3 separate regions of the Homo sapiens genome follow, and regions 2 and 3 are each linked to region 1. A link is a contact called in ENCODE Hi-C or POLR2A ChIA-PET data. All regions are on one chromosome and are shown on one strand. The core of a region is the stretch at or near the end of the contact, and the rest is flanking DNA. Distances in the headings are between cores, read along the strand shown. Region 1 holds the start of RARA-AS1 (RARA antisense RNA 1). Region 2 holds the start of SMARCE1 (SWI/SNF related BAF chromatin remodeling complex subunit E1). Region 3 has its middle 32 kb from the start of SMARCE1.

Region 1 (4,023 bases), core at 910-3,409:
ATAAAATGACAACATATATAAAGAGCCAGGCTTCTTCTAGAAGAATGTCCTTGGGTAGCATGTACATTTCCATCCTTCCTTTTAGAGAGTGGGGGTAATAGGATACCCCCTCCTCCAGGGGTATCCCCTCTTTCTAGGGACCTACCCAAGCTAGGCCTTTCTTCCAGTGAAACGTGCATCCCGAGGGCTTCTAGGATGAAGTAGTCCACTGGAAGGCACCAGCTCTTCCTTTTATCTCTCCAGAGCTGGACAGTGCACCAGGGGCCGGTACTGGTTCCCCAGCTAGGAGACACCTTGGGCGGGGCTTTGCTCGCCGGAAGCACGCAGAGCGTGGGGAGGAGGGCCCCCTCTGCCTGTGTTTGTGCCAACAGCACCCGCGCTGCCGCGTCGGGTTCCGGCGGCCGGAGTCACACATGATGTCACAGACAATGACACAAGCCGGTGTCTCATTCCGACACAGCGTCCGAGCTGCACAATGTCACACCCGGGTGCCAAACACTTGGCCCCGCGCGACCCGGCCCTACGCCTCCTGCCGCCGCTCTCCGCGTCTCCGGGGGAGGTGGCCCGGTTCGGCCGGGCAGGGGGCTGGCGGGCGAGCCCCGCGGGCGGGCTGGCGAGCGGGTGATGTCACGGGCAGCGGTGGGTGGGTCACTCGGAGGTGAGGCGCCGCCAGGCGAGTTCAGCGAGAGTTCAGCCGCATTGCATTAGGCAAATGAGGCCCGGCCTGGGTGGGGGTGTGTGTTAAGGGGAGGACACCGGGACCACCCCCCTCTTCCCCGCCCCACCACCTCCTCCACCACGGCTTCGCTCGGCCAGGGACTGACCAAACCTTGGGGGAGCCTGGGAGCCGGAACTGGTACAAGGGAGGACGCCCGCCCCTCTTCCGTCCTTGTCCCCTCGCAGCCCCCTCCTCTCCCTGTACTCGGCGTCCCTCTGTACTCTGTGTACTCCTCATCTGGAGCCTTTCCCCCTTCCTGCTTCTCTCCTCTCCTCCCCCTTCCCAGGCTGCCCCCACTTGCCTGTCCACATGCCGCCTCTCCCTCTCGGTTCCCTGCGTTTCTCCCGCTGCAGCCGGACGCGCCGGGAATGGGTTAAGCCAGGGGCGGTGCCTGGACGGGGCGGGGCGGTGGAAAGGGGGTGGTGCCCGGAGGGGAGGGGGCGCGCAGAGCTGGGGTGGGGGGGCCGTGGCGCGTACCACCAGAGACCGAGCGAGTCGCCAGCTGCCCCTGGCCTGGCGGGGGCGGAACCGCGCGGGATCCCCACCCCCACCCGGAATCCTCGCCACGGAGAATCCCTGGAGAAGCCCCGGATCCCCGGCTGGGAGGAGGAAGTGCTCGTTGACCCCCAGCCCCGCGCTGATCCCGCCCCCGGCCTGCGGACTTGGGGAGCCGCTGTACTCTGCCTCGGACGCCACGAGACTCTAGACGGGAGTCCCCTCGAGGTGAAGCCGCTGAGTTCCCGGGCCCCGCCAGGCTTCCCTGGGAGAGCCGACGGACCCCCCCTCCCAGCACACACAACTTCCCTGCTTTTCACCGGGACTGGCGGAGCGGCCGGCGGACTTAGACGCGGGGACTTCAGGGCAGGGGGCGCCCCCTGCCCGGGTCACCAGTCGGGGCGAGGGGACGTCTCCTCTCCCCCAGCTGCTCTGCTCGGATGGCGCCGCCGGCTGAGTGACGGGGGCGGCGCGCAGGACTTCCCAGCTCGGACCTCTTGCCTTCGAGGGGAAAGATGTACGAGAGTGTAGAAGTGGGGGGTCCCACCCCTAATCCCTTCCTAGTGGTGGATTTTTATAACCAGAACCGGGCCTGTTTGCTCCCAGAGAAGGGGCTCCCCGCCCCGGGTCCGTACTCCACCCCGCTCCGGACTCCGCTTTGGAATGGCTCAAACCACTGTACGTACCGGCCTCTCAGTCTGCTGTTGTAGGGGGTGGGAGTGGGCGGTAGGGCTTCCACTACTACTCGGGGGTGAGAGTCCCGGGGTGTAGTGGAGGTCCTGTCTCTACCTTTCACTTAACCCGTGTTGCCCTTGCTGGACAATTGAACCCTCCCGGCCGCACCCTCCCCCCAGTAACCCTAAGTGCAATTTGTGTTAGATTAGGGCTGAGGAACTTTGAGAGTTCCTTCTTTCAAGCAACATTCCTTCATCTCTTGTTTCACTTCTTCCAGGAGAAATGAAGCCCAAGCCCCTTGCCCCCAGTTTATATCTTCTTGCCTGGAATCCAACAGCTTCACAGCAGGCTGGAGGGTGGGGTAAAGGTCCTGTCTGTGTGGGTTTGTCTGCTCCCGGGGGAAGGCCCCCCCGCCAGATCCCACTTGCCAAAGCCCGAGGGAGAGCCCCTTCCTGTGCGACAGCTGCTGCCCCCAGCCCTTGCTCTTGCGTCATTAGAGTGGGTGTCAGGGGAGCACTCAGTGTCTTTGGTATTGACAGTGGGGTGTGGCAGAAAGGGGCAACTTCATCAGACACCCGTCTGCCATCCTAACCTTCCATCTTGGCAAGGGGCACTGGGTCCTTATGGGGTTGTTGTCCTGGCCCCAGACACTTGGCTGTCATCTTTGAGGCTTTCATCCCCAGGAGTGGAGGGGAGAAGCTGCTCTGGTGAGAAGAATCCCTCTCCCCCTAATCCTAATCCGGTTTGTTCTCTGGGGAATGAGTTTGTTTTTGTGGGTCTGGGGCTGCTCTGGAAATGAGGACTGCATCCCTTCCCAGCTCCGCCACCGAGTCCTTTTGTTACCCTGACTTCACTTGGGGATAGGGCCAGGTCCTGGGCTGTGCCTTCCTAAGAGGGGCACTGATGAGAATCCTAGCATCCTGGCAGCCTGGTCACTTTCTCTCCTTGTTGCCCCCTGCCTGGGTGCAGGCTCCTCTGGGAGGAAGGGCTCTGTGCACACTCAGGAGCTCGGAGCACCAGGGTGTACACCTGGGCATTTTCCTGCGCAGCTGTGAGGCAGTGTACACTGGGTGGGCGGGAGCAGGCGCAAGGGGGTTATTGTTAGATGGCTCAGGTTTCTTCCCCTCCTGGGCTTTGGGCTCTTTGCTGGAGGGGAAGCTCTTCCGTGGAGGATCTCCCACCTTCCTGGACCTGCTGCCTCCCTCCTGCCTGCCAGGGAGGAGGGGTGGAGTGGGTCTCGGGGGGGCCCTGGCAGATTGGAGAAGGTTGAAGGGCAAAGGACTTACCCCACCCCTCTTGCTGGGAGAAGAGAGACCTGAGATGGACAGACAGCCCACCTCTGCCCTCCCAGAGCCACTTCTATCCCAGCTTTTCCTATTGTCCTGCCCCCGACCATTTCCTCTAGGGCCGAATCTGCTGTGTGGCTGTAGACACAAGAGGGAAGGTATCACCCTTGACTTTGGAAGAAGAGAGAGTGAGAGGATGACTCTAGGACCCTTTTTCTCATTCTCCCAGTGCTGGAGCAAGACCCCCCTCCCCTAGGGGGATAGTTGGAGCAGGGCTGCCAGAGTCACCCCTTCCACTGCCTTGGCCACCTTCTCCAGAGGGCTGGAGAGAAGCTGGGATCTGAGACCTTGGTCTCCAGCCCCTGTCTCTTCTTAGCCCATGGGGACAGCTCAGCTCTTCCTGGCCCAGAACTGGAGAGGGAGGAGGATCACAGAGAGTAGGACAGGCAGTGTATTGGTGAGCCCTTCCCCTAAACCACTGGACATGGGGAAGTGGAGACCTGTCCCCACATCCATTCTGGGGTGGGGTAGTAGACCTAGAGGCCTGGGTTTCCAGTTCCCGTAGTCTGAGCGTGGGTGTGCATATATAAGTGAGTGAGGTGTCAGTGGACTCGGGTCCTGAGGCTGTGAGGTTGGGAGTGATGGGGGTCTGGGGGCTTGCCTTGAGGCACAGGAAGGACCCGGAGTCTGAGGGTGGCAACTAGACTCAGTCTAGAATATGTGGGGCCAATGCCACCACCTTGGAAGGGTCCCCTTGGGTGTGTGGAAGTCCGCTGGTGACTGGAGCTGCCTCCAGCCCCCTCTTGGGGAATTCTCCACTCTCCCCTTTACTGCCACTGAAGGTGGGAA
Region 2 (4,023 bases), core at 1,120-3,619, 300 kb after region 1:
TTTTTTTCTTTTAAGCTGAATTTCATCCTGTTGCTGTGATGATTGAGTGACTGTCACTGGAAGACATCTGGGTTTTTGTATCAAGGCCAGAGTTGGCTATTACATTAACAAGAAAATTAAAACTTACTGTTGCAGGAGCTGGGGTGGGAGGTGGGGCATAAGATGGTCTTTCTGTTTGAAAGAAAATAAATAACTTCTTGTAAACAACTGAGATATAATACTATGCAACAAAACTACCAATGGTCCTGTTTTGAAGAAAAAAAAATGAGAGTATTTTGGAATTCCCACTTGCTAGGGCATTAGTCTCTTATTAACATAGATTGATAAATATAAAAATTGAAACTTACTTGACATTTTGGAAGATTAAGTTCTCAGTTCCTTAAGAATGAATCTGAGACACTAAAATAAAAAAAAAAGGAAAAAAAAAAGAGAATCAAAACTCAGCAAGCATACGAGAATGTTTTCCTAATGAATAGGGTAATTTAATTGGTATTTCTGAGTAAAATTACTTCACCTTAATTCCTAGTAATTAAGCCTTTTGTGTATTTTAACTAGTTCTTATAGGTCATTTGGTTGATTAGAATTAAATGACTAAAATAAAGTACTGGGGATATTTAGAAATGTACTTTCAGGTTTTTTCTTGTGATACTAAGCTACCTCTTGTATGGAAAACATTTTGCTGACGCCATGTAAACATTTCATCAGACTGATACAAGGATGAGAATAGAAAGTGATGTATTATCAGGGTCCAACGCAACAAGGCCTACCAGATACTGACAGCTCCCTGATCAGCAACTGTATCATGCTTTTGGGATAACAATTTTTATTAAAATTAGGCAGCATTTTATTCCTGGAAGCAGTGCAAAAGGTAATTGGTATGACAATGAACTTCACATTCTCTTATAATGGTAAATAGCTTCATAAATGCTGGGAATAAATTTTGAGAGTCTACCTGAAAAACTTTTATTCATCATTCACAGCCCATTTCAAAATTTTTCTCCTCAAGGGAACTTTCTTGATACATTACCTGGGCAGAATTAACTGCTCCCCCATCTGTATTCCTATACAGTTTACACAGATCTATATTATTATAACTTTTTTTTAACTTATCAATATGGCTAGATTGTATGCTACTTGGAAAGAGGGACCATGTCAGGACCTAGCTCAATTCTTAGGAAATTTTTTCCTAGTATTACCAGCTCACAACATAACCAGGCACATGTGAGCTTGTTCTTTACATCAACATACATCACAAATAGTGAGGTACAAAAAGACAAAAATTCATCTTTGGAAAGAAGGCAAATAAACTTCTATGACTATTGGAGGTATTTGCAACCAAACATGTGGAATAGATCTGATTTTTCGCTTCTATTATTAATTTTAAGGAAATTCCCTGGAGCATAAGGAATGAGTCCTGGTGTGGAAAGAAACAGCTCATTTTCTCAATGGTCCAACCTGAGTCTTTCCCTCTTAAAGAACAGCCAGAAACCTTTGACTCTGGTGTAGATTTCCTTTCTGCTCACATTAAGGGAGCTGTCAACATCCAGCAGGCCTCGCTGCAGGGGACCCTGACAACTAACATAAGCTCCCTGTACGTTATACTTCATTGTTAATACTTTAAAATTATTGCTCTCTTTTGCTAGAATACAAAATTTAAGAGTGGGCTTGTACATTTGTCCACCGTTGGATCCATCTTTGGTGCCTGGCATAAAAATAAATACCCGATAAATATTTGTTCAAGAAATACTTTATACGGGGTACGCTTATGACACTATTTCGCTTAACACTCACAAGTACTTTATATGTACAGCTATCCCCATTTTACAGATGAAACAAGGGAGTCTCGGAAAGTTTAAACAACTTGTCTGAAGCCATATGCAGCCAGGAAGTGCCAAAGTTGGGTTTCAAACCCAGGCCAAACTATTTCAGAGCTCTGCTCGTCCTCAAGTCGCTGCCTGAACCAATGGGGGAACCTTCTGCCCGGGTGGGGGGTGAACCACGGACCTGCCTTGCCCACGGCTTCCTGAGGTCGCTCTCTTTGTCTTGGAGAATGTACTTTACTAGCAACTCCCCTAAAACGGGGTATTCACAGGTGCTTTGACCAATTTCGGGGGACTGGCCTTGCCTCCAAGGAGGGGGCCCCAGATGGGACTCCCTCCCAACCCTCGCTCTGCTAGGCCTCAAGGAGGCCTCAACCGGCTCCTGGCTCTGGCCCCACGGCCAAGGCTGAACCCCAGCAACCCCCGGGAACTCGGGGTCTAGCCAAGCGGGGACACCACGACTTGCACCCACCGACCCGGTCCGTCCCACTTGGAAACACTCACCCGCGGGCAGAAAAAGCGCCCGCAGCTCCGGCTTCGCTTCCCTTTGTCCCGCGCTCGCCCCGCCCCTCGCGTCCGGAGCTTCCGCACTCGCACTTTCCACACTCTTCTTAATTTTTTTTTTTTTCCGGGCCCCACCCGACCCTCTTTAGAAAAACTAACCTTCTAGTGAAGATGCGGTGATGCTTAGCACACTCAGGGATTTTTTTCAGGACCCATTGGATCCTCAAAACTCCCCGAATTTTGATACTTTCCCAGCCGGGCGCTGATTCGTCACGGCGAAGAGGGCCGAGGAGGCCCGACCTAACACAGAATAGGCCTGGGTTTAGCGGCTGTGAGGAGCCGGAGCCGCCGCAGCGACCGAGGAAGTGGCGGGAGGTGCCGAGCCTTGCGGAGGGGCGGTGGGGGCCGCGGTGGGAGACGGCGGATGGCGCTCAGCGCGAGGCCGCGGAACCACTGTGGCAGCAAGCAGTTCGGCCAGACTCCCGCTGAGCCCGCTCCTGGAGGGGCCCTCCCCGACTCCGGTCTTGCTTTCCTTTAGGCTGTGGGTCAGAGTCTACACTTCACTAAACCTGGGATGGAGGCGTGGAGGACTTGCTTCGCGGCGTTTGCGTCCTCGCAGGCGCCTCGCAGGGCTTCCTGCCCTCACGGCGGGGGAGTAGCTTTGGCGAAAATCAGCACGAGTTCTGCAGTTTTTCCAAGCGCTTTTAGGGTGTAATCGTCCCAGGTTTCTAAGCCAAGGCCCGGAGAGTTGACCCCCTCGCAACAGCTTGTGTGTCCTTGCAGCGCCGCGGGTGCCACCTGGTCTCCGCCTCAGCGCTGCCTCGGCTCCTTCGGTTCCCACCAGCGGGAACGACCGTCCCCACTTTCAGCTTAAACTCATCTGTCCTTCTGGATCCAGCTCAGAGGTCTCTTTGTGATGCCCTCCTGGAACTTCCCCCCTAGTAATCCTTCCTTTGTATTCCCGTGGCTCTTTGATAATAATGGTTGGAGTCCTGAACCCGACCCTTTGTATCGGACCGTGTTTGTCATCTCCAGTGCTTTATGAAGGCCTTGAAAGCAAGGTTCAGCCGTCTGTATTGGTCATCTTCCCATTGCCAGTGCCTACGAAGGGCTTGACCCATTCATTGTTAGACGCTCAGTAAGTGTGTATTGAGGCAGCCCTCTGTGCCACTCCAGGGCTCTTTCCACTAAATCATGAGTATGTTGGTTTACCAGATGGAATGAGTAGCCTCTTCTTTGGATACATAAACACCCGATGGATATTGTGGGTCACTGTGGAGGGAGAATGAACGTATGGGATCCCTGACCTGTGGTTACTGGAAAACAGTTGACATTTAGAGAGAGGCTGAATTCTTGGGCTTCCCGTAGCCCCCATCCTGAGTGTGCCAACAGGGACTAGAAGCATCTCTAGTCTGCAAAGCGAGGAACAAGTGATACTCTGTCCAATTTTTCCAATATTGTTATACTCATGAATAGAGATTAATGAAATTGAAGAGCATATTCAAGAGAAAGACTAAAGGAGAAGTCGTCTGCCCCGTGGACAGGCAGCTTGAGTGGTGCTTGAGAAAATGTACATGAAATTGCTTGTTAAAAAATATTCACGCCTGTAATCCCAGCTCTTTTGGGAGGCCGAGGCGGGCAGATTACTAGGTCAGGAGATCGAGACCATCCTGGCTAACACGGTGAAACCCCGTCCCTA
Region 3 (4,023 bases), core at 652-3,151, 270 kb after region 1:
TCCTGGGGTGGAGAGGGGGAAGGTGTGAGTGGAAAGAGCAAGTGTGCGTGACACAACCGGCACAGTCGGCCTCTTTCTCCACTGGATGGGAACTCCCTAAGGCAGAGGGCTTTGTGTTTTGTACATTGTTGTGTCCCCAGCACCTAGAACAGAGCCTGATACATTGTAGGAGCTCAGTAAATATTTATTGGATGAGTTGTAATATTTATTGTAAATATTAGTAAATATTTATTGAGTTGAGTTGGTCTTTCCAGTGAAGTGGTTGCTTCTCTGTGAAGCTCTGTGGGAAACATAAATGGTGGGAGATAGGTTACCTGTCGTTAGGGCTGGCCATATGTGAGCCCTATAACCATTTGGTATTCATTCATTCATTCATTCATTCATTCATTCATGGAATATTTGCCCAGCTTCTATTCTGTAATATATTGTATTAGTCACTTGGGGCACAAATATGAAAGCCAACACATATTTCTTCAGGACAGGTGCAGTGGCTCACACCTGTAGTCCCAGCACTTTGGGAGGCTGAGGCAGGAGGATCCCTTGAGGTCAGGAGTTCAAGACTAGCCTGGGTGACATAGCGAGACCTTGTCTCTACAAAAAATTAAAAAATAAATCCAGACAGAGCAGTGTACCTGTAGTCTTAGCTACTTGGGAGGCTGAGGTGGGAGGATCGCTTGAGCCCAAGACTTGGAGGCTGCAGTGAGCTATGATTGTGCCACTGCACTCCAGCCTGGGTGACAGAGTGAGACCCTATTGTTAAAAAATTAATTAATTAATTAAAAATATTTCTTTAATACCCATCATGAGCCAGGCTCTGGGGGATACCATGGTGCCTCAGGCTGGAAACACCTTCTTTGGTAGAAGACACAGACTGTCTAAGCCACAGACGGGGGCGCGTCGGTCTCTCTCTGGAAGTGGAGATGCTGGGAAAGGCTTTGCAGAGGAAGGCACATTTGGGCTGCATCCTGACAGCAGGGCAGGCGTTCGTCAGGCTGGGGAGGTGTGGGGCAGCACCGGAGCAGAGTGTCAGTGTGTGTCATGGCTTGGTTTCCCTCAGAGGCCTGCTGGGGCCACCTTTTAGCTACACTCTTCACACCTCATTTTCCCACTTCCCAGACCCTCTGAACATGTCCTTCTCTCTTACTGGTTGCTCCCAGTTTTGCTCATCCCAGGGCCTTGCACCATGTGTAGCACAAAGATTCATTACGATCAATACCAGTTAGTCTAGGAACTGTTCTCAGAGCTCGGTGACATCCCTGGTGTGGGTGCAGCTGGGGACAGCAGCGGGACTTTGACTCCCATTTCCTCTCATGAGCTCCTTGGCCTGGCTCCCCCGGGAACTTGTTGTGAGAGGAGGATCACAACAAGGCTGGGCAGGATGAGGGCATCCCTGGGTTCTCTGTGCCATTGAAATACAACACGGCCCCTGCCGCAGGTGAGTGGATAGTGGGCCCATGTGGTTTAGCATAACCCAGAGCCAATGTCCTCAACAGGGCTGCCGATATGGTAGTGCTCACCCTTCACCTGGAGGCGGCTATGCTCCAGGGCACAATTTGACACACTTTAACAGGACAGCGTGTTGGTGCATTGGACTAGAGGGCCTTTAAGATCTCTTCCAACTGCACGCTTCATTCTGATCCAGTGATTCTTTCTGGCCTTGAGCTGGGAACATCAGAACCCAGTCCCGTGGTGGCTGCCAGAAGATACTGTTAAAATGCAACTAGAAGAATGTTGTTTTGGTTCTTTCACACATCAGCTGCTAATCTTTGTAGGATTTTCCCCTTCCCAGGGTTAAGAGAGAGAAGAGGAAGTGAAAACAGGAGGGGAGAATTTTCTTAAAGCACCTCTTGCCTTGTAGACAACAACCAAAAACCCCCTAGGGTTTGAACAGTGCTGTGTACTTTTTTTTTTTTTTGTAGCTTGTTCCCATCTACAGCCTGCCTCATTTGGTTCTCAGAGCTCCCCCAGGTGGGAGGCAGAATTCTGAACTGCCCCAATTCCACTCTTATTTGCAGACAGGGGGCATTCCTGGGGCTGGAGGGAAGGGCTGAGGACTGGCTCTTCTGGCAGAAGGAGGTATTTTACAGTCATTCTGGAGAGGCACTGGGGGTTTCTGAGTTTCTTCATGAAAGCTGGGCAGAGCCTTCTCTACACCTGGTGGAGAAAGGTCTGTGTGAACAGGGATTAAGCTGACTGTCCTCTGGGTGGAGCCCTTCGGCCATGGAAGGCGGAGGAGCTGGACTTCCGAGCACCGATTCAGCATCTGCTGATCTCTCCCAACCACCAGCCTCTCCTGGCTATTGGAGATCTCCGACTCCAAGGCCCAAGCCCTCCCAGTTGAGAGCTCCCAAGTGCAGTATCTACTGCCAAGACAGGGGTATCTTCCCCAGAGTCCAGTAGGCATGTTTCCAAATTTTCTTGTTGTTTAACAGATTTCATTGACAACTCAAAACATGCAGCTGGCTAGTGGGAAGCAGGGAGAATCTGGAGGCAAATGAGATGGAGCCCTCGTTCTCCAAGAGGTGGCTGTTCTCCTGATGCAGACAGACATGGACACAAACACAGTGTGAGGATGGAATGGAAGCGTGGTGGGGAGGGGAGGAGAGGGAGCGCTACACAGGACCAAGGCAGCCTCACCATTGCACGTTGGAGCCCTGATGCCCAGTCCCAGGGCATAGTCTCCCAATCCAGGGCCCCCTGCTCTGGTGACCTCATGCTCTGCACTAAAAATCAGCAACACACAACCGGGCAAGTGTGAAGGTCCAAGGCGCCAGGGGGCCAGTGTATTTGAAATAGAGATGGTCCCAGAAATTCAGGTCCCTGTTCCCATCGCCCTTTGGGAAAGGCGGTAGTGTGGCTCAGTTGAACTGAGAACAGAAAGGGGACTTGCTGGGAAGGGAGATTAGGTGGTCCTCTCCTGCCTCCTGGGAGTTTTGGCTGGGGATTGGGAAACTGGGACTGGAAGAGAAGCTGGGGATCAGGGATGTCAGGAGAGAAGGGGCAGTCTTCACTTTGTTTGGCAGAGATCAAGCGCAGGGCCATTTGGCATGCCAGCAGGGCTGAAAATGAGCCACTGTAGGACCTGGGTACACAGGGCCCCTCTCCCCCTCATGCACTCCGAGGCCCATTCTTATGCCTCTCAGACAAGTATGGTGAGTTGATCCTAGATTCAGTCTGGGTTGGGGATCAGAGCCCTGAGCCTCTCCCAGCCTGCACTGGCCAGCCCCTCCTGTCCTTCTGGCTAGTCTCTGCTCCTTCCCATCTCTGCCCTGGACTTTCCCCATAGAGCCTTCACTCCCTCATGCAATCCCCTTCTCTCCACTTCCGCTGCCCTCTCCCAACTGCTCAGAAGCTGTGCTTCCATGAGGCCTTCCCTTAGGAGTGCCTGTCTTCCCTTTCTGAGCTCCCCTGGTTCAGGGGGCCATGCATATGACAACTGCCAGAGGGTTTTGGTTCATTTCTTTGTTCTGTCTCCAAGGTTCTGACTCCTTGGGGCTGAACCCAGGTCTCCTTCACCTCTGAGTTTCCCCCATCACTTGGCTCTTCATTAAGCCATCAGTAAGTACTGCATGAGCAAAAGGACAAGATTTATCATTGGATCTCAGAGGATGGCCTCTGTCTACCATCTTATTTTCTGAAGAAGTGGCTGTTTGCTTTCCAGGAAGAGGCCGGGGAGAGAGCTGGAAGGAGGGTCCATAGCAGATTTCTCCCAGGAATCTGGAAGAGCTGAAGTCTCATGAGGATCAGGACTGTGGGCTCAGGGGGCACCTAGCCGGGCGCTTGGGAACGACAGACCAGTTTGCTGGTTTAGGCAGGAGAAAGGGGGTAGAAATCTTGTTAATTTCTGGCAGTGTAGAAATCTACCCAGTCTACCAGTTTGGGAGAGGGTTGGTTTTCAGGGTGAGGCCAGAAGAAATTCCACACAGATGTATTCCAGCTCCTTCTTTCTGGGGGTACAGAGTAGGGTGAGCTATAAAGAGTGAAGGGATGGGACCACCTCCAAGAGCAGCCACCTCTGACCCA

Evidence for each region. Hi-C counts contacts between places; a loop is a spot of excess contacts on that map. ChIA-PET counts read pairs that join two places held with the same protein, here RNA polymerase II (POLR2A). Pooled maps may share reads with other maps.
Region 2: a pooled map shows a loop between it and region 1 (2.8-fold over the local background). The contact joins the promoter of SMARCE1 here to the promoter of RARA-AS1 in region 1. A Hi-C loop is called at or near these places in 4 of 50 pooled maps. POLR2A ChIA-PET finds 5 or more read pairs at or near these places in 2 of 52 experiments (IMR-90 and activated CD4-positive, alpha-beta T cell).
Region 3: a pooled map shows a loop between it and region 1 (2.4-fold over the local background). The contact joins the enhancer-like site here to the promoter of RARA-AS1 in region 1. A Hi-C loop is called at or near these places in 9 of 168 maps with a recorded cell type or tissue (CD4-positive, alpha-beta T cell, CD4-positive, alpha-beta memory T cell, CD8-positive, alpha-beta T cell and 5 more), 3 of 37 single-sample maps with no recorded cell type and 15 of 50 pooled maps. POLR2A ChIA-PET finds 5 or more read pairs at or near these places in 5 of 52 experiments (K562, T-cell, WTC11 and 2 more).

What each region holds. Positions count from the first base shown.
Region 1 is chr17:40,340,977-40,344,999 of GRCh38, forward strand. RARA-AS1 (RARA antisense RNA 1) reads right to left here and starts at 2,160. Exons shown (of 3, transcript NR_110861.1): 1 at 1,900-2,160; 2 at 1,020-1,714; 3 at 1-724. All of the region lies in intron 2 of RARA (retinoic acid receptor alpha), which reads left to right. RefSeq lists enhancers at 438-1,016, 1,052-1,602, 1,089-1,138, 1,603-2,152, 3,253-3,803 and 1 more and a silencer at 519-748.
Region 2 is chr17:40,645,449-40,649,471 of GRCh38, forward strand. It overlaps SMARCE1 (SWI/SNF related BAF chromatin remodeling complex subunit E1), which reads right to left and starts at 2,370. Exons shown (of 11, transcript NM_003079.5): 1 at 2,325-2,370; 2 at 348-399; 3 at 128-171. The coding sequence starts at 354. RefSeq lists a silencer at 2,609-2,903.
Region 3 is chr17:40,613,595-40,617,617 of GRCh38, forward strand. No RefSeq gene overlaps it. Among named protein-coding and RNA genes, the nearest start is that of SMARCE1, 32 kb to the right of the region's middle. RefSeq lists enhancers at 1,195-1,314, 1,595-2,184. Within about 2 kb of position 1,902, at least 8 of the 41 ENCODE cell types and tissues checked have a DNase peak (open chromatin) inside an H3K27ac peak, as active enhancers do; they include CD4-positive, alpha-beta T cell, CD8-positive, alpha-beta T cell and GM12878, where a contact is called at or near this core.